2 separate regions of the Mus musculus genome follow, and region 1 is linked to region 2. The links are chromatin loops, found by intact Hi-C in ENCODE. Cell type or tissue: heart. All regions are shown on one strand. Each heading gives the region's core, and the rest is flanking DNA. Links, peaks and the distances in the headings are about the cores only.

Evidence for each region. Peaks named below come from ENCODE experiments on the same cell type or tissue, not always from the same donor. Only the 100,000 strongest peaks of a DNase experiment are listed, where the experiment ranks them.
Region 1: it touches region 2 in a loop (2.5-fold over the local background); 2 of 42 quality-filtered maps call a loop at or near these places.

What each region holds. Positions count from the first base shown.
Region 1 is chr8:83,561,034-83,570,948 of GRCm38, forward strand. Ndufb7 (NADH:ubiquinone oxidoreductase subunit B7) reads left to right here and starts at 5,725. Exons shown (of 3, transcript NM_025843.3): 1 at 5,725-5,897; 2 at 9,797-9,915. The coding sequence starts at 5,786. In heart, for the core only: CTCF peaks have their summits at 4,846 and 5,635 (motif pointing right); a DNase peak (open chromatin) is centred at 5,688; H3K4me3 peaks cover 2,035 bases; H3K27ac peaks cover 2,160 bases; H3K27me3 peaks cover 249 bases.
Region 2 is chr8:83,328,281-83,338,195 of GRCm38, forward strand. It overlaps Elmod2 (ELMO/CED-12 domain containing 2), which reads right to left and starts at 4,206. Exons shown (of 9, transcript NM_178736.5): 1 at 4,070-4,206; 2 at 2,831-2,978; 3 at 832-860. The coding sequence starts at 2,972. It overlaps Gm32327 (predicted gene, 32327), which reads left to right and starts at 4,339. Exons shown (of 2, transcript NR_168721.1): 1 at 4,339-4,770. In heart, for the core only: no CTCF peak of the experiment used is centred there; a DNase peak (open chromatin) is centred at 4,301; H3K4me3 peaks cover 1,834 bases; H3K27ac peaks cover 1,104 bases; H3K27me3 peaks cover 696 bases.

The DNA of each region.
Region 1 (9,915 bases), core at 1,074-9,073, 230 kb after region 2:
AGTCTCTCTGGGCATCCAATCAAACTCGAAGAACTGATGCTTCCTCTGGTGAATTTTTCTTCTGCTGTTTTCTGTTAAATGTCACCCGTCCTCCGCAACGTTTCTGCCAAATGTCCTCTGCTTTCTACAACATTGGTGGCCTTTCCTCTTCGTCTCCAACCATGTTGGGTACCAGGTGTAAAAGTAACTTTCACTCACCAGAGGTAATTGTTGTCTCAGAGGCTTACTGCTGAATAAACTCACCCTTTCTAACTCTTTCTAGACTATGGCTGGCTAGTTCAACTCATCTGTTCTGATTAAATCCTCTCCAAGCTGACTGATTCAAGTTGGCTTCTGACTGAATTGCTTTGCGTGGAAAAACTGCCTCTGAACTCCATGAACTGAACTGAACTGAACTGAACTGAACTGAACTGAACTGAACTGAACTGAACTGACTGCATGAACCAAACAGAAATACAGTAACTTAACTGAGCTCAACTGTTCTTCACCAAACTGAACTGTGTGTGTGTGTGTCTCTCTCTCTCTCTCTGCACTGCTCTTTCCTGTCTGCTCTCATAGAAATTGGGTATATCCTGTCACTGACTCATTCTGTCCAATCTTTCTCTTATTCAACACTTTGTCTGCCCTTCAATTGTCTAGATGTCATTGTCTAGGATTAAAGGGATGTACTAAAGATGTGTCTATATTCCAGAAGTGGGAGTAAAGGTGTGTAGATCGTAATCCCAACAAAGGGATACCTCAGGAACAGGGCGGATAAACCTGCCAGCCTGAGTAAGTGTAAGCAGACAAAACCAAAAGCTTCTTTCTTCCACATCCTTTCACATGGGCTGCCACCAGAAGATGTCCCCAGATTTGGAGTGAGTCTTCCTACTTCAAATAATCCAGATTTGGAGCTCTTCATACCTCAAATGATCAATCAAGAAAAATCCCTCACGTTCCCATCTTCATGGGTTTTAGCTGATTCCCGATGTAATGAAGCTGACAACTAAGATGGGCTATTAAAGGCACAGAGAGACTGCATGTGTGACAGAGAGATAGAGAGAAAGAAAGGGGAGCGGAAGTGTGTGTGAGAGAGACACAGAAAGAGTTAAAGCAAGTGTGCATGGCAGAGAGACAGAGATTATATAGTGACACAGAGACAAGAACACAGAGAGACAGAGTGTAATACAAAGACAAGGTGAATGTGTTTGTGTGTTACAGAGAGAAGTGTATATGTGACCAAGAGAGTGTACATGTGACAAAGAGAAGCAGAGACACACAAGGAGAGATAGGAAGCTCAAGGGTCCATAAAACACAGGGAGAGTCAAAGAGTGTGTGTGACACAGAGGAGTAAAGTGTGAAGATGACAAATAAGTGTGTTAAATGTGACAAAGGCAAAGTGTGTGTGTGTGTTTGTGTATGTGCATGCGCACGCGCCTGTGTGGGTAAAACAAAAAGACAGTATATCTATGTGAGACATATAGACACAGAGAGATGTGAGAGACAAAAACAGACAGTGAGAGAAGTGTGTGTGTCACACAGACAGTGTGTTTGTGCGTGATACAGAGACAAAGAGACAGTGTGTGTGACAGAGAGAAATAGAGGCAGAGAGGGTATGCATGAGACATGGAGAGAGAAGCGATGTGTGAGACAGGCAGACAGACAGAAAGACAGAGGTGGTGGGTATTTGAGAAACAGAATAACATGGACAGAGACAGAGAGTATGTGTAATATAGAGACAGAGTCAGAGAGATGGGAAAATAGTGTATATTTGTGTGAGGCACGGAGAGTCAGACATTGGAAAAGACAGAGATAAGGAGATACAAAGGAGGTGCGTGTGACAGAGAGATAGTGTGCAGGACACAGAGACTGAGACAACCCTACTTCTGAAAGCACACACTTCAGACACAGAACCTGGAGAAATGGAGCTGGAGCTGGCCTGCAGCACCCTCCCTGAGGCCTAGCCCCCATCATCCCTGCAGAGGCCGTGCAAGCTCACAACCAAGAGGAGCAGTGAAGAGCTGCTGCCCAGCTGGGAAGCCTGTGAGGCACAACACTATGGCGACAAGAATCACGCTATACCTCAGGGATGACCAACAGCAATCTAATTGGACTTTCAGCATGCTCATTAGGAAGGAATCCACATCTGGCACTGTAGACCTAGCCCCCAACCCATGGAGGAGAACCAACTACCGAGCTTTCCCTAAACTAGCATAATTCTAACTGCATTCTAAATACTTATCCTAACACACTAAGGTAAGCTCTTGCCCCTCAACAATGCCTGCTTTGCATCAGACAGAGACCATTACAGACATCTGTATGCAGAGAACACCTGACCACGGGATGCCCAATCTAAACCGATACATCTACCATGCAACCTGCACACATGTGTAAGGCTCGGGGAATGTTGTGGAAGAAATGCACAAAAGACTGTAAGGGCCAGAGGACCAGGACATCTGCTGTGTGGGTGTCTTCTGCACATGACAGGGAAGCTGCCCACGTGAGACCTGCACAACCACACTAGTTGGTACCTGGTAAAGGAAAATCTCACAAGGCCTCATCCTTAGATGAACTACAGGCAATTAATAGCAGGTGAGAGTGGAAGAATCAGAACATGACAAAGTGGACAAGGAGAAGCCGACACGGCCTCAACCCTACACAAAGAACTACAGGCAACTAAGAAATCTGAGCGCAGCAGAGGTGGTCTTCCCCTGGGAAGAGCTCACCAACTAAGTAATTGCCAAACAGTAGCCCTGAAAACAGACATAGGAGTAACACTATACAGACTGAGCTGGTTATATTTAGGAGCATATATGTATATGCATATATGGATGCAATAACAATGAAAAGGAGGCCATTAATTTGGAAGATAGTATGGAAGGGTATATGAGAGGGTTTAGAGGGAAAGGGAAAATGTGATTATAAGCTCAGAAATGCAAAAGAGCTGGGTGTGGTATCGCACCCCTTTAATCCCAGCAGTTGGGAGGCAGAGGCAGGCAGATGTCTGAGTTTGAGGCCAGGCTGGTCTGCAGAGGGAATTCCAGGAAAGCCATGGCTACACAGAGGAAATCCTGTCTCAGAAATACAAAAAAGGAGAGAGAGAGAGAGAGAGAGAGAGAGAGAGAAAGAGAGAGAGAGAGAAAGAGAGAGAGAGAGGGAGAGAGAGAGAGAGAGAGGACAAACTAACAAGAAAGGGAGAACATAGAAATACAAAAGACAGTGTGTGTGTGTGTGTGTTTGTGTGTGTGTGTGTGTGTGTGTGTGTGTGTGTGTGTGTGTGTGTGTGTGTGTGTGTGACACAGACTGAGATCCAGAGACTGAGGGGATAGACAGACAGACAGACAGAGACAGGAAGTGTATAACAGAGATAAGCAAAGACAGAACGAAAGAGTGTGTGTGACATGCTCAGAGAGACAGAGTGTGAATGAGTATGTGTAGGACACAGAATGTGATAATATGTGTGAAACAGAGACAGAGTATGTGTGACAGAGACAAACAGAGAATAAGACACGGGGGTGAGAACGGAGAACGAGACATGGGGCATGTATGAGAGACGCCAAGAGAGACAGAGGTTTGTGTATCAGACACAGAGAGACCGACACGTGAATTGTGTGTGTGTACATGGAGACAGAGACACAGAGTATATGTCTGACACAAAGACAGAGTGTTTGCACGTCACAGAGACATAGACAAGAAAGAGAGACAGGGAGGGGGAAAGACAACATGTATGTGCTCAAGCTCTGTCCAGTGGAGAAGAGAGGCTCCTCCTGGCTGCCTTCAGACCAAGGTGCAGAACGCTCAGCTCCTTCTCCAGCACCAGGCCTGCCTGGATGCTGCCATGCTTCCCACCATGATGATAACAGACTGAACCTCTGAAACCATAAACCAGCCCCAATTAAATGTTTTCTTTGTTTCTTCACAGTGATAAAACCCTAACTAAGCCACTCAGTTTTAAAGTACTGTCTCACAAAGGCAAAGACCTATGTTTGATCTCAAGAAGCCACACTGTGCTACCTGCTTTTTATGTCAACTTGACATAGGTTAGAGTCACTGTGGAAGAGAGAGCCTCAGCTGAGAAAACACCCCACCAGATTGGCCAAAGGCAAGTCTGGAGTACATTTTCTTTCTTTCTTTTTCTTTTCTTCTCTTTTTTTTTTTTCCTTTTTTTTTTTGTACATTTTATTTAGTGGTTGACATGTGGTGTAACCCCTGAGGTGGTGGCCATGGGTACTAAAAGAAAGCAGCCTGAGCCAGGCGGTGGTGGCGCATGCCTTTAATCCCAGCACTTGGGAGGCAGAGGCAGGCGGATTTCTGAGTTCGAGGCCAGCCTGGTCTACAAAGTGAGTTCCAAGACAGCCAGGGCTATACAGAGAAACCCTATACAAAGAAAAGAAAGCAGCCTGAGAATGCCAGTAAGCAGCACTCCTGGGTGGCCACTGTGTCAGTTCCTGCCTCCAGGGTCTGTGTTCCTGTCCTGACTTCCCATCAGGACATTCCCGTCAGGACATACTGCATTCCAGACCGGGAAGTAAAACACTTACCTCCCCAAATGGCTTCTGGTGGTATTTCATCACAGCAATGGAAACCCTAACTAAAATACCATGTAAAACAGACGCTGGGCATGGCAGCCCAGAGGAGACAAAGACAAGAGGATCCCTGGGGCTTACAGACCAGCCCGCCTTGGGGAGCTCTGAACAGAGAGGTGTGCTTAGTCTGAGTCAAATAAGCTGTCCTGGATGAGAGGAGAGAGCAAGCCAAGAGAGGACACACCCTGACAGACACTTAGGAGCAAGGAAGAGAGTGGTTCCTTCAGAAGCTCTAGACCAAGAGCTTTTAAGACCATCAGGTTGGCTGCGCCCTCTCTGGTCAGGATTGGGCACTACGGACAGGCTTCAGTGGTAAAGCCTTCATTTACCATGTTCTAGACCAGGATCACAAAGTATTCATTTTAGAAGAACAACGACTGGAAGGAGGGCTCAGTCATTACTGTGATTGCTTTACCAACATAAAGAACTCAATTCAGTCCCCAAACCCCATGTAAGAAAACTCCTGGTGTGGGGGCACACGCTTGAAATTCCAGAACCACAGACAGGGTGCCCGGTTAAATCTCTCGGGCCTTCTAGACAGCCAGCCTCACCTACTTGAAGGGTTCAAAGCCAGTGGGAGACAGTGTCTCAAACAAGTTGGACAGAGACAGAGTAATGACCCCAGAAATTGACCTCTGACCACCAAATGCACTCATAAGCACACCTACGTATGTGCACTCACACCGACAAACCTAGGGAAAGTGTTTGGAAGTTCGAGTGTTGGAAATGGTAGTGTATATCTGTGGGAAAGCACTTATCTACCATATGCTAGGCCTGGGGGTCTATCCTAAAACCAGAAAAAAAAATTAATTTAAGAAAAAAAAAAAAAAGAGGAGGAGGAAGAGGAACGCGGAAGATGGTTCGGTCCAGGGTGTCCACAGTACCCATGTATACACATGTATACAGCAGGCTTGGTGGCACACATTTATAATCCTAGCACTGGGCAGAGCACAGGGGACCCTGCCACCTCCCCGCTTCCACACCCGCACTCCTCCCTGCAACTCCCTGGCCAGCCTGGCCTTCTAGCCAACTGGCGTTCGCCGCACCCGCTCTGTCTCCTCCACACCGCCAGGGGGTGTCAGCGAGCCAGGAAGCGTTCCATCGTTCATCTCTATGACCCCCGCCGCAGCCTAGATGACCCGGAAGACACTGAAGGGGCAGTGCTTCCAGGTGGGAGCGAGGTGACCCCGGCTACTAAAGAAGGGTAAGGCAGAGTAGCCATGGGGGCGCACCTGACCCGGCGCTATCTGTGGGATGCCTCGGTGGAGCCTGACCCCGAGAAGATACCCAGCTTCCCGCCGGACCTCGGCTTTCCGGAGCGCAAGGAGCGAGGTGAGCTCAGTGCGCAGGCGCGACCGCAGATCCCGCGGAACTCAGCTGCCTGCTTGCGGAGGGCCGGGTCGAGTCGGGAGGGCGACCTCCTTGAGTGTGGAGGCTGTGCGGGGATGGCTAAAGCAAAAGGCTGGGACGAGACAGCAGAGAACGGGAAGATGAGACTGCCCCGGTGCACTTCGTCCTGGGCACAGCGCGGAGCCTAGGACATGTTCTTTGCATCTCCATACATTGTCACTAGCATTTGGTTACGTACAATAATACAAGGTTGGGGGGCTGGAGCGATCATGCTCCTTGTCCTGTCTAGTGTGATGGTGCTGGGGGAGGAACCCAAGGCCTGTGTGTACTCGCAAGGTTCTCATTCTTCCTGTATAGGAAAATCAGAGTGACAGCTCTGGACAAAGTCCTAGTTTGGCACTTGGGATGCCCCAGGGTAGCAGAGAGCCACTGGCGCTGTCTTCAGGGAGCCCCCTGGACAAAGCAGCGTGTCCAAAAAGATCTGGGAAGCAAATTTAAGAGTGTAGAAGCACAGGCTAAAAGGGGTGTATATGAGATTGATGAAGCTGGTACCAGGGAGGGACAGAGCCCCACTTGTAAGCAGGGGAAAGACACAAATGACTTGCCTTACCAAAAGGTTGTAGTGTCGACTAGAAGATGGCTCCGTCAGTACTGAATCTGCAGAACATTTACCCACCTGACACCCTGCTTTGCCCATAGTCATTTTGAAAATACAGCACTCCCTGGCCGCCTCTCTTGCTTGGCTAATCCAAAACCCTGGTAAAACTCAGCTGGCCCTGCTGACCTGGTCTCCAAGTTGCTTCCTCACTCCAGACCCCCTTCTTATTTTTGAGTCAGACTAGTCTCTAACTCACAGTCCTTTCCCTTTGGCCTCGGGAGCACAGAGCTCATAGGCCCAGTGGTGCTCAGGGATGCTATAGCCTACATTGTTGCTTCTATAGTTCTTCACTGCCTCTTCATCTTAGGCAAGCTCTTGTGAGAAAGCAAGAGTAGCTCCTGCTCCCACACCCATGCATCTCCAAACTCCTTCCAAATGACTTGTCCCTAGCCTGGCGGAGTCCCCATTCCAGGTGAACCCCCCCCCACACACACACACACACCCCTTTATATCCTCCATCCACCCTCTACAATGAAAGGATCCTGCTCCCGAACCTCTCATCAGGCTCCTGTCCATGGTTTTGAAACACCCCCACAGGAACATCATGAGTTCCTGGGATGGATAGCAATCCTGTCTCAAAACCTAAGTATAAAAATCCCCGTTACTGAAGGGCTCCTCTCAAGGCTCCCAGCCAGCCCCAGCTCCACCTGTCATTCCCCACCTCTACCTTGCTCACCTCCACTTCCCTGCGCACTCTCACTGATTGTTCCTCGGCTCCCTTGACTGCCTTGAAGCTGCTGCCTCCTTTGTTCTGCCCTGGAGGCAGCTCACAACTGTGTGGTGTACACCAGTGCTGTCCACTTGATCTCCAAGGGGAGCCTTAACCTTGAACTTATAAATGACATTGCTGACTTTTGTTTTCTGAATTTTAGGGCTTTATTAGTGGTACATGTGTATGTGAGCACTCGTGTGCATTGACGGCCAGAAGTCTGCAGAGTGTCCTCCTGAAATCACATCCCCTTTCCTCCCCCAGGAGCCACCACCCCCTTCCACTGACACCTTAATTTTTAAGATAGGGTTTCACTCTGTAGCACAGGCTGGCCAACCTCTGAGTGTTGAGATCACAGGAGTAAGCCAACAAGCCCAGCCTGGGTTTTATTTTCCTTTTGAGACAGGATCTTGCTGTGTAGCACAGGCTAGTCTCAAAACTCTTACCTCAGGCTCCTGAGTGCCGAGATTGCTGGCTGTACCCCTCTGTCTTCAATGTCTGTCTTGTACTCTTTGAGTCTCAGCTCTGTCCTCCCCTTAAGCCTACCGTGCTCACCTTCCCAGTCACTGTCAAGGACAGCTCTACCTTTCCCTGAGCTTAGGTCAAAACCCGGAAGCAGGAAAGGTGCCTGCTGCCTCAAGGCTTTGGCCCCCTTCTACCTGAGATGTTCTTGCCCCAGGCATCTGCCCGACTCGGCCCTTGCCTCATGGCCCACTTTCCAGCACTTCCTAACTCTGGTTTTGGTTGGGTTTGGTTTGCCCTCTGCAGTCAGTAAGGCTGCCAGCCATTCAAAGACAGTGTGCTCAGCCTACTTTGTGTCCCTCTGAAGAGGGAGACCATCTATTTGCCTGGTTCCCTCCTACATTCCTGCAGCTTAGCAGGCAACAGTGTGCTAAAGGCTTGCTGCTGGCCTCTTGTGAACTGGAAATGAGAGGCCAGAGCTTGAGTTGCTAACCCGAGCTCCAGGGTGAGTAACTCTGGCAAGAGCCTGCCTGTGATTTGAGCCCTGGGCCTGGAGTACAGAGGTGCAGAGTGGAGGGACCAGGTTGGCCTCATCAGCCTACTGTAGCATCAACAGTCAGAAGTGCGGTCAAAGCTGTAAAGAAGCAGGTGGCTGCTGCTGGGCTCGGGAGCTCCAGAGAGAGAGCAACACAGAAGGCAGAGAAAGCCTATCTGGGTGACATGCAACCCTGCTGAGGCACGTCTGGGCACCAGGTGAGAAGCCCAAAAAAGGGGACAAGGACCTGAGACCATGTAAGAAAGGACGGTAGCTGGAAGCATAATGGGAGACAACAGCCCTGACAGGAATTGGATACCCCCACCCCACCCCACCCCAGAGGAAGGCCAGCAGGTGATTGGAGCATGCAGTGGCTGTGCAGGGCTAAGGTTTTCCCAAGGCCTCACACAAGCTACCACTGACTTAACTCCAACCGGTTTCTGTGTATTTTTTTAAGGTTCTTTTTGTTTTTAATGGTCTGAATAGACATTTGGACATAAGGGTTCAGGTGCCAGATAAGGGCAGAGAGGGCAGTGGATCCCTGGAGCTGGAGTTATCGGCAGTGGTGAGAGCTGCCCACCCCACCCCACCCCCACCCCCAGTTTTCTGCAGGAGCAATACATGCTAAGCCAGCTCTCTAGCCAGCTTGTTTGGTTTGGTTTTCAAGACAGGGTTTCTGTGTAGTCCTTGCTGTCCTTTAGACCAGGCTGGCCTTGAACTTGGAGATCTGCCTGCCTCTGCCTCCCAAGTGCTAAGATCAAAGGTGTATACCACCACCACCACCACCTCTAATAGAATATGTTTTAGTGCAATGAAATAGGACTGAGGCCCACCCAGGTGGAGAGGAGATAGGCCTACAGACCCAGCAAAGCAGGTATGTGGTTGAGGGCCATAGTGGAGACAGGCTGGCGAGTTTCTATTACTAAACACTCCTGAAGGGTCAGGCTTGCCAGTGATAGCTGATCTACCCGAGGCTTACTTAACACACACACACATGCTATGTGGTGGCCTTTTGTCAACATCAGACTCCAAACAGTGAATGCTATAAGTCCTATAAGCTAGTGACGGACCTTGGTTTGTGTGAGCACATGCTACGCTGATCACACCGGCACCCCAATGATGCTCCAAAGACGCTTCCTGTTACCACAGCTCTGTTGACTTAGTGGACAGCCCGGCACCTTCTGTGCTGGGACTGGCATCTTCCAGTGGGGGAGCAAAGGCTGAGAGGCCCCAGTACCCACTGAAAAGCTGAAATTCAGGTTCCATATGGCTTAGGGGCTGGGGAAGGTGAGCTGAGCTCTCTGGGAGACAGCATCTCTAGATGAAGGGACATCAGAGTTCTTTATTGCTGTTTAGGACATAGGGGACGAGGAGTCACCCTTCCTGTCAGGGTGCAGCCATAATCCAGATGGGTTCTGCTAAGCCATACTGTGTCTGGCTTCCGTTTGTGCCATGTGCACACCGGGGTCTGTGGAGGTGGGGCTGGCTGCAGGGCTGAGCCTCACCACTCCCCACAGTGATGGTGGCCACACAACAAGAGATGATGGATGCCCAGCTGACACTGCAGCAACGTGACTACTGTGCCCACTACCTCATCCGGCTGCTGAAGTGCAAGCGAGACAGCTTCCCCAACTTC
Region 2 (9,915 bases), core at 917-8,916:
ACCAGTAATTCTTTTACAGACAACACTGTGATCTTACAGTAAATTCTAACTGGTTAATTCTTGGTTTCCCACGTAACACATCAAGAGCTGCAGCTGACATGTGGCAGACAGGTTTTCCTTCCCATGCAAGCCAGTTCCCATGCAACCACTCGCCTGCCACAGCTTTGGGCTGTTCAGAATGCATCTTTTGTCTTGCACTTAACCACTCATTTAAACCCACAGATGCAAATGGAGATGATGCAGTCTGCGGGCCTCCAGTGACTTACTGTGAGACCATTCCCTCACTGCCCACTGAACCCGCACCTGTGACCTACAGTAAGACAAGTGAAACAGACATGGGAACATGAGACCGACAAGATAAAGGCCTTTGCAGCTGAGCCACATGGGCATGAGCACTCAATGACACTGCTTTAGGCTCCGCAGACTTGTGCTTGTTTCTTATACAGCAAAAGCTGACTGCTAGGGATCGTATGCTGGGACTCACTTTGGATCAAAATTTGCCTGGCTCTTCTCTCACACAACCTACCCTGAGGACACAGTCTTGGGAAAGGCTTTCCTAACATGCTGGTCCCCAAAGCTACCAAAGCTGCTACAAAATCAACAGGTAGGACCTCAGAACAGGACACAGAGTTGAAATCCTCTTCTGTCCATCAAAACACATGGAGAAAGTATTTTGTAAACAGGATTACAATTTCTAAAATGAGAACACTTAACTCACAGTTTCTCATAGCAAAGGCAGTAAACATAATCCTGAAATCAAAATGTTCTTTTCAAAGAAAAAACTACACTTAGGTTAAGTTTTCTAGAATTAGCATTTTAATGTGCTCTTACCTTATTCTTGGAATATGTCAAGGAATTTTCTGAAATTAAAAAAAAAAAAAAAGTTACCACTTGAACACATTTTCTGAATTACCCAAAATCAAATAGTAAAACTATAACAGCAACGATAAATCACTTCTGCAGTTTAAGGTACAATTCCCACATGAACAACACAACAATCATCTCAAAATCTTACAGGATAGAGAAAAAGGTGGAACCATCATCCCCCAAATGCAGTACCAAGCTGGTGACAATCTAATTTTCCCAGAACTGTGTGTTTCTGTGCAGACCGCCAGAGTGGGGGTGTTTGCCCACTGCTAAGATCTCAGAAATTCATCTGAAGACTATATCCCCCACTACACCCTCTTCTCTGTCAGTCTGAGCAAGCGGCCCGCAACTCAGCAGTACAAGAACAAAGGAGCAGACTGTCTGCCAGCTCTCCTCTCACTAGGCAAAGAGCGAATAGCCTCTGCATTCCTGGTTTCTCTTCTAAGAATGGCAACATTTGTATTGGTCTGTTAAAAAAAAGTTTAAGAATTTATTAAGAACACTCTCCTTTTGAGAATTGTAAGAAAGATGCTTTTTGCCTCAAAGTAAACCTTTGAATATGCTCTTTCCCCACACTGTAAAGTGCCAACCAGTACAGACTGCAGAGGTCTGTGTTAAGAGGCACTTGGTTCTTCTGAGCAAGTGTGTGTGCAGGGGTGTGTGTGTGTGTGTGTGTGTGTGTGTGCAGAATTGTGCTTTATGCCTCATTCAGCCACAAGACACTCTGCCATTCTTCCTTGTCATCCTGGGTACAGGGTCTGCTGTCCACACCTCACTCCCTTGGACGTAAAGAGCATCAATTCCTTATTCAAGGCATTTTTGATCAACACAAAATAGGAGCTGGTTAATTCTTGACTTTCTACTTAACACAGCATCATGAGCTGTGGCTCCGCCCAGGTCTCTCTTACCATTTCTACAGTAACTTCAAACCACATTTCTCAGCCATCTGAGTTTGAAGTCAGAACAACATTTTCAATTAAACACTGAAAAACTGTCATTTGACAGAAATATAACACAAGCCAAATTGAGCCCCATGTATACCATAGACATTTCCACAGCTATATTAAAACAAAATACATGCAATTTTTATTGCTCTAACAACTTATATTATCACTTGACTGTATTACAAATACAATTATCATACATCTTTACACATTTTTTCATATAAGTCTTTGAAATCCAGTGGGTATCTTACAGGTAAAGCACAACTCAATTAACATCATGCAGACTTCAAGTGCTCAGAACCATGTGGCCATCACTGTGAGCCTGGACCAAGTAGGTTCTAAAAGTCTTTCCTAGGACCAATGAGTAATCTGTCCATTCAGAAATAAGAGTCAAAAGTGAGAAGACTGATTATTGAGGCCTCAAAGTAGGAAAACAGATAACTGACTCTTCAATCTTTTTTTTAATTAGGTATTTTCTTCATTTACATTTCCAGTACTATCCCAAAAGTCCCCCATGCCCTCCCCCCTCACCCCCCCCCCACACTTCTTGGCCCTGACGTTCCCCTGTACTGAGGCATATAAAGTTTGCACGACCAATGGGCCTCTCTTTCCACTGATGGTCGACTAGGCCATCTTCTGATTCATATGCAGCTAGAGACACGAGCTCCAGGGGGTACTCTTCAATCTTTACCTCATACATTTGTGTAAAAATTTCAAATGGAAGAGAGAATAATTTTCTAGTAAACAATTGAAAATATAATCTGAATAATAACTGATACATTTTTAAGACACCCAAAAGGCTCGTTTTTTGGATACATATGGGATGTTTTAGGAAGTTTCTTTTTATATATTCAGTGCTCAATTCAATAGTCAGTAGTAGAATGAAAAGAACTTAAAGACCACAAAGCTTAAGAAACTCAGCTGCAGTGACTCGCTCAAATCAAACTCCCATGGGGTGAGCAGAAGAATTCAGTTAGGTTATAATTAATGTTGAATTTTCTTTATTTTGAAGGTATTACCTATTCTGTAGGTCCTCTGTGCCCCTCCATAGGTGTCAAAAATTCGCTGCAATTCACATTTCCCAGTCATCTGCCGTAAGAGCCATTTCATCCAAAATCGGAAAAAGTGTCCATAGAAAAACTCCCACAGAGACACGAACATGTTTCCCTGGAAAGAGGATATAAACACACAAGCTTAACGGTCTCAAACTGGAATTATAAAACTGAAAAAGAAATTAAGTTGATCCAACTCCCCAAATGATAATGAAATATATTATTCCATTGTGTCTATTTTGTGAGTGTTTAATTCATCAGGCAAGGAAATAACATACAACAGCTTAAATAATGATTTGCCAAATGGTCACTTGAAAAAAAAATGTAAAAAGTAGCCAAATAACTGGCCAAATTATTTAATCGCTAAAAAGAATAACCACATTTCATTTTTGCCAAATATTATATTTAATATTTTGGATTCATACTTCCGTTTTTCATCCCTTGAAACTTGGAACAAAGAAGTTCAAGAATAAAAGGACCAACCGAGCAACAATTTCAAATCTACCACACATCAGATGTGGCTTCCCAAAAAATGAGCTCTTCTCAGCCTTGGTTGAGAGCGCGCCCAGCTGTCCCTGTCAGCTGACTCCGACAAATGAAAACACTACAAGTGGCTTACAAACTGAAGCATACAGGTTGGGAAACCGAGCAGATGGCATCCTGACGAATTCATCATTGTTCTAGTCAGTAGGTGAAGGGCAGAGACACCAAGAGGTTAAAAAACAAAAAACCCCACAAAATCTATACACTTGATATAACTGATCTTGCAATAAAACTCTTTTCGGGTGCTAAACGAAGGGGAGGAGGGATACCGGGAACTCCAGCCCTGGGATTCGCAGACACACCCTCTCTGCGCCCGGGCCCGAGGAGCTGTCAAATTCGAAATCCCCGCAAGGCAAGGCACCAGGTGTCGGTGCCAGACACGCGGATCAGGATCTTTAAAATGAGTCATCCCGTCGGCGCTTGTCGGGACGAAGCGGGCAGAAGTGCCAGGCGCAGGCAGGCCGTCCCGCCGAGCCCCAGGGCCTCGGGAAACCGAGTGCGAGCCCCGTGGGCACCGCGCCGTCCCGCCCCTCTCGCGCGCGGGAACGCTGCACAAAGCCCCGACGGCCCCCGCACCCTGCGGGTTATCCGCGGGACGCCAGCGAGGCTTGCGCAGCCGCACGCCAGCAACTCAGAGTGAGAGAAAAATAAAACAGCAGCCACCTCACAGGAGCGGAAGAACTAGGGGGAAGCTGGCACTGCCTCGGTTTCCCCAGCTGCAAACACCGGCAACGGAAACGACGCTCTACGTGGAGCGCTCCCTGCGAACACCGCGACCCGGAAGTCCGCACGGAGGCTGCGGGGGCGGGGTGTCTCTTGGCTCCGCGCCCCGCCTCTTCGTCTTCTTCCGATTGGCTCGCTCTCAGCCTATCGCCGGCGCGGAAGGAGGGGCCCGCGGGCAGGCGCGCCAGACGCTGGACGGTTCCCATGGCAACGGCGGCGGCCGCACTCCCAGCCCAGCGCCAACGAGTTCCCTGTGGACTCGGCCTGGGAACTTTGCTCTGGGCTTTCCGGGACTCTTCCACCGCGGGCGTGACCACAGCACTTTCACTTACATTTCCTAATCTGCGAAGTGATTATTTCCCATCTTTATGAGGCACAAAGGAAACTTGGGTCGAAGGCACTTTATGGATGACGCAAAAGAACTTGCGTGACTAAGTGTGTGCAATGAGAAGTTGCGAGTTTTTCCTCTGAAAACAAACATGGAACACTTAATTCATCAAACGTTCATTTCTTAACATCGTTTCTACTGGAGGAATAATCTGTGCCTTTTTTTTAAACCTCAAAAGTATGGTTTTTATGTGCTAGGTGGTCTTCTACAAGGGACTCGCACGCCAAACCAACCAGCAAAAGCATAGTATCAGGTGAAGCTGCCTAACAAAGTTATTAAGGGGATTAGGGAGTAGGGGAAGGGATCATTACATACAGCGGAATCAGCAAAGTAAGGATAAGCGTTACTAGAGGAGATGAGGGAGTGTGCTGGGCCAGCTTCAGGAGGAAGACTGATCCACAGGACAGTAAATGTAGAAGTCCTGGGTTAGGAATGTATTACAAAAGGCTGATGGCACAATAATGGGGTTGGTGGGTTGGATAAGAAAGAGCCAAGTGGAGAGAAGGCTAAATATAAAAGAAGTTAAAAATGAAACAAAAGAAATTCCTGAATTGGGCACGCTCATGCATGCCTGTAATTACATGCCAGCTGGAGGGTGATGTGGGCAGGGAGATCTGCAGTTCAAGGCTACTTAAGGATCTGCCTAAAAAAGTAGATAGATAGATAGATAGATAGATAGATAGATAGATAGATAGATAGATAGATAGACAGACAGACAGACAGTTTAGCCTCCTACCCAAACAAGATTCCTGGCTCCTTGGTCCCCTTGTCAGGACCAACCACTATTAGTTCCTTATACTTCCAAAAATATTCAAGCCAGTGTCTTGTCTATGCCCCATCCATCTCCGTGTTAGGTCTGATTAAGTGCGCAGTACATGCCTTTCCAATTTTTCTTTTTTTCAAGACAGGGTTTCTCTGTGTAGCCCTGGCTGTCCTGTCACTTTGTAGACCAGGCTGGCCTCGAACTCAGAAATCCACCTGACTCTGCCTCCTGAGTGCTGGGATTAAAGGCATGCACCACCACGCCCGGCATGCCTTTCCATTTTAAAGGTAGATTCTTCTTGTAGAGCATAAACCTATGAAGGGCAGACAAGCCACCACCTTTGCCCCATGGGAGTGAAATATTTCGTGGAGACCATCTCTCTCCCTGTCTCCAGTCAAGTTCTTGTCCCGCCCTCCTCTAAGAATGGAGTGGTCAGACAACAAAGACGTGTTATTGACACTCTGGGATTAACAGCCTTTACAAGATAAAAACTAGTTTAAACAGATTGCCATGTAGGATTTTACTATTCAGAGCCATTTGAACTCTCAGTTCCTGAAAGCATACAGCTCTAGCAGGTCACTGGACCAGCATGGTGGCCAAGCTGGGACTCAAGGCTCTGAAGCTGCAAGTCTGGAAGTCTACATCAGAGTAGGTATCACAGCAGTGGGTCTTGGAGTCAGGAAGCAGCTGCAGAGACAATTCCCTTCTTAGCCAGACTGCAAACTCTTGGAGAAATGAACCCTCTGCCTCAGCTGCTGGCCATATCCTGGAGCAGCCTCAGGTGAGCTCCCTGCCCAGAGTAGAAGGACCAGGGAGCCTCCAGTCAAATCCATCCCCCGGGAGTGTTGGAGGCAGCCTTTCTTCTATATGCTCCTGCAGTAAGCTGTTCTGTTTCTATAGCTTTGAGTATCCAAATTTATAGGTTACCAAGCAGGCCCTGATTGGCAAATCTTGAAAATGGGTATGTCCTGAAAGTGGAAGAATTAGAATTTAGGATCAATCAAGGAAGAGTTATCAAATCTAATGGGGTAGGGGTAAACCCAGAGACCAGCAAAAGTTCTCAGTCAAGTACACAGCTCTCTGTTAGAGTAGGAAAATGTAAAAGAAATCTCTTGGCCAGCCACACACCATCTTTGGCGCGAACCCAGCAGAGGGTCCCAAGGTCCCTAGAGGACTCTCCACGATGCAGGCCCCCTAGCACACCAAGGGCCTCAGGATCACTAGTGAGTAGAATGCAAAATCAATTTCAAAGAATCCTGGAGGGTCTTGTGCCAGCAGGAACAGGGACAAAGGAACCCTGCCCTACCAGAGGATGGAATTCTTTCCTGTCAGAGCCAGCTGCGCACCATCTTCAGCGTGAACCCAGTACAGGGTGCCAAGGTCCCCAGAGGACTCTACACCTGGGACTTTGGGATCACTGGAGGCAGAGTTGAGACCCAGACCCCTGGGCACCTTCCTTGCCAGAGGAGAGTCCCGCCTCCAGGGAGGGCTCTAACCCCAGGACACAGGAGGTGGATCAGAGCTCCAGACTTCTGAACACCTTCCCTGGAAGAGGAGAGCTTGCCTGCAGAGAGTGCTCTGACCACTGGGATTCAGGTGAGAGTTGGGCTCCCAGGAGTGCTGACAGAGGCTAACAGAATCACAGGAGGAACAAGCTCCAGAACCAGAACATCCACAACATCATCAGAACCCAGAACACCCACAACAGCGAGTCCTCAATACCCTAACACACCCGAAAAGCAAGACTCGGATTTAAAATCATATCTCATGATGCTGGTAGAGGATTTTAAGAAAGGCATTAAACACTCACTTAAATACAGGAGAACACTGCTAAACAAGTAGAAGTCCTTAAAGAATTATAGGAAAACACTGCTAAACAGGTAGAAGTCCTTAAAGAGGAAAAACAAAAATCCCTTAAAGAATTACAGGAAAACACAACCAAACAGGTAATGGAATTGAACAAAACCATCCAAGATCTAAAAATGGAAGTAGAAACAATAAAGAAAACCCAAAGGGAAACAACTCTGGAGATAGAAATCCTGGGAAAGAAATCAAGAAACATAGATGCAAGCATCAGTAACAGAATACAAGAGATGGAAGAGAGAATCTCAGGTGCAGAAGACTCCATAGAAAACATGGACACATTTGACAAGATCCAACACCCATTCATGATAAAAGTCTTGGAAAGATCAGGAATTCAAGGCCCATACCTAAAATTGATAAAAGCAATCCAGTAGCCAACATCAAAGTAAATGGTGAGAAGCTGGAAGCAATCCCACTAAAATCAGGGACTAGACAAGGCTGCCCACTTTCTCCCTACCTATTCAACATAGTACTTGAAGTATTAGCCAGAGCAATTCGACAACAAAAGGAGATCAAGGGGATACAAATTGGAAAAGAGGAAGTCAAAATATCACTTTTTGCAGATGATATGATAGTATATATAAGTGACCCTAAAAATTCCACCAGAGAACTCCAGCTTCGGTGAAGTAGCTGGATATAAAATTAACTCAAACAAGTCAATGGCCTTTCTCTACACAAAGAATAAACAGGCTGAGAAAGAAATTAGGGAAACAACACCCTTCTCAATAGTCACAAGTAATATAAAATATCTTGGTGTCACTCTAACTAAGGCAGTGAAAGATCTGTATGATAAGAACTTCAAATCTCTGAAGAAAGAAATTAAAGAAGATCTCAGAAGATGGAAAGATCTCCCATGCTCATGGATTGGCAGGACCAACATTGTAAAAATGGCTATCTTGCCAAAAATCTACAGATTCAATGCAATCCCCATCAAAATTCCAACTCAATTCTTCAACGAATCTGCAAATTCACCTGGAATAACAAAAAACCTAGGATAACAAAAACTCTTCTCAAGGATAAATGAACTTCTGGAGGAATCACCATGCCTGACCTAAAGCTGTATGTACTACAGAGCAATTGTGATAAAAACTGCATGTTAGTGGTATAATGACAGACAAGTAGACCAATGGAATAGAATTGAAGACCCAGAAATGATCCCACACACCTATGGTCACTTGATCTTCGACAAGGGAGCTAAAACCATCCAGTAGAAGAAAGACAGCATTTTCAACAATTGGTGCTGGCACAACTGGTGGTTATCATGTAGAAGAATGTGAATCGATCCATTCCTATCTCCTTGTACTAAGGTCAAATCTAAGTGGATCAAGGAACTCCCCATAAAACCAGAGACACTGAAACTTATAGAGGAGAAAGTGGGGAAAAGCCTGGAAGATATGGGCACAGGGAAAAAATTCCTGAATAGAACAGCAATGGCTTGTTCTGTAAGATCGAGAATTGACAAATGGGACCTCATGAAACTGCAAAGCTTCTGTAAGGCAAAAGACACCATCAATAAGACAAAAAGGCCACCAACAGATTGGGAAAGGATCTTTACCTATCCTACATCAGATAGGGGACTAATATTCAACATATATAAAGAACTCAAGAAGGTGGACTTCAGAAAATCAAATAACCCCATTATAAATGGGGCTCAGAGCTAAACAAAGAATTCTCACCTGAGGAATACCGAATGGCTGAATAGCACCTGAAAAAATGTTCAGCATCCTTAATCATCAGGGAAATGCATTTCAAAACAACCCTGAGATTCCATCTCACACCAGTCAGAATGGCTAAGATCAAAAATTCAGGTGACAGCAAATGCTGGCGAGGATGTGGAGAAAGAGGAACACTCCTCCATTGTTGGTGGGATTGCAAGCTTGTACAACCTCTCTGGAAATCAGTCTGGCCATTCCTCAGAAAATTGGACATAGTACTACTGGAGGATCCCGCAATACCTCTCCTGGGCATTTATCCAGAAGATGTCCCAACCGGTAAGAAGGACACATGCTCCACTATGTTCATAGCAGCCTTATTTATAATAGCCAGAAGCTGGAAAGAACCCAGATGCCCCTCAACAGAGGAATGGATACAGAAAATGTGGTACATTTACACAATGGAGTACTACTCAGCTATTAAAAAGAATGAATTTATGAAATTTCTAGACAAATGGATGGACCTGGAGGGTATCATCCTGAGTGAGGTAACCCAATCACAAAAGAACTTACATGATATGCACTCACTGATAAGTGGATATTAGCCTAGAAACTTAGAATACCCAAGATACAATTTGCAAAACACATGAAACTCAAGAAGAAGGAAGACCAAAGTGTGGATACTTTGTACCTCCTTAGAATGTGGAACAAAATACCCATGTAAAGAGTTTCAGCCAGGCGTGGTGGTGCATGCGTTTAATCCCCACACTTGGGAGGCAGAGGCAGGCGAATTTCTGAGTTAGAGGCCAGCCTCGTCTACAGAGTGAGTTCCAGGACAGCCACGGCTACACAGAGAAACCCTGCCTCAACAAAAAGGAAAAAAAGGAAATACAGAGACAACGTTTGGATCTATGACAGAAGGAAGGACCATGCAGATACTGCCCCATCTGGGAATCCATACCCATCAAACCATCAAACGCAGACCCTATTGCATATGCCAGCAAGATTTTGCTGACAGGACTCTGATATAGCTGTCTCTTGTGAGGCTATGCCAGTGCCTGGCAAACACAGAAGTGGATGCTCACAGTCTTCTATTGGATGCAACACAGGGCCCCCAATG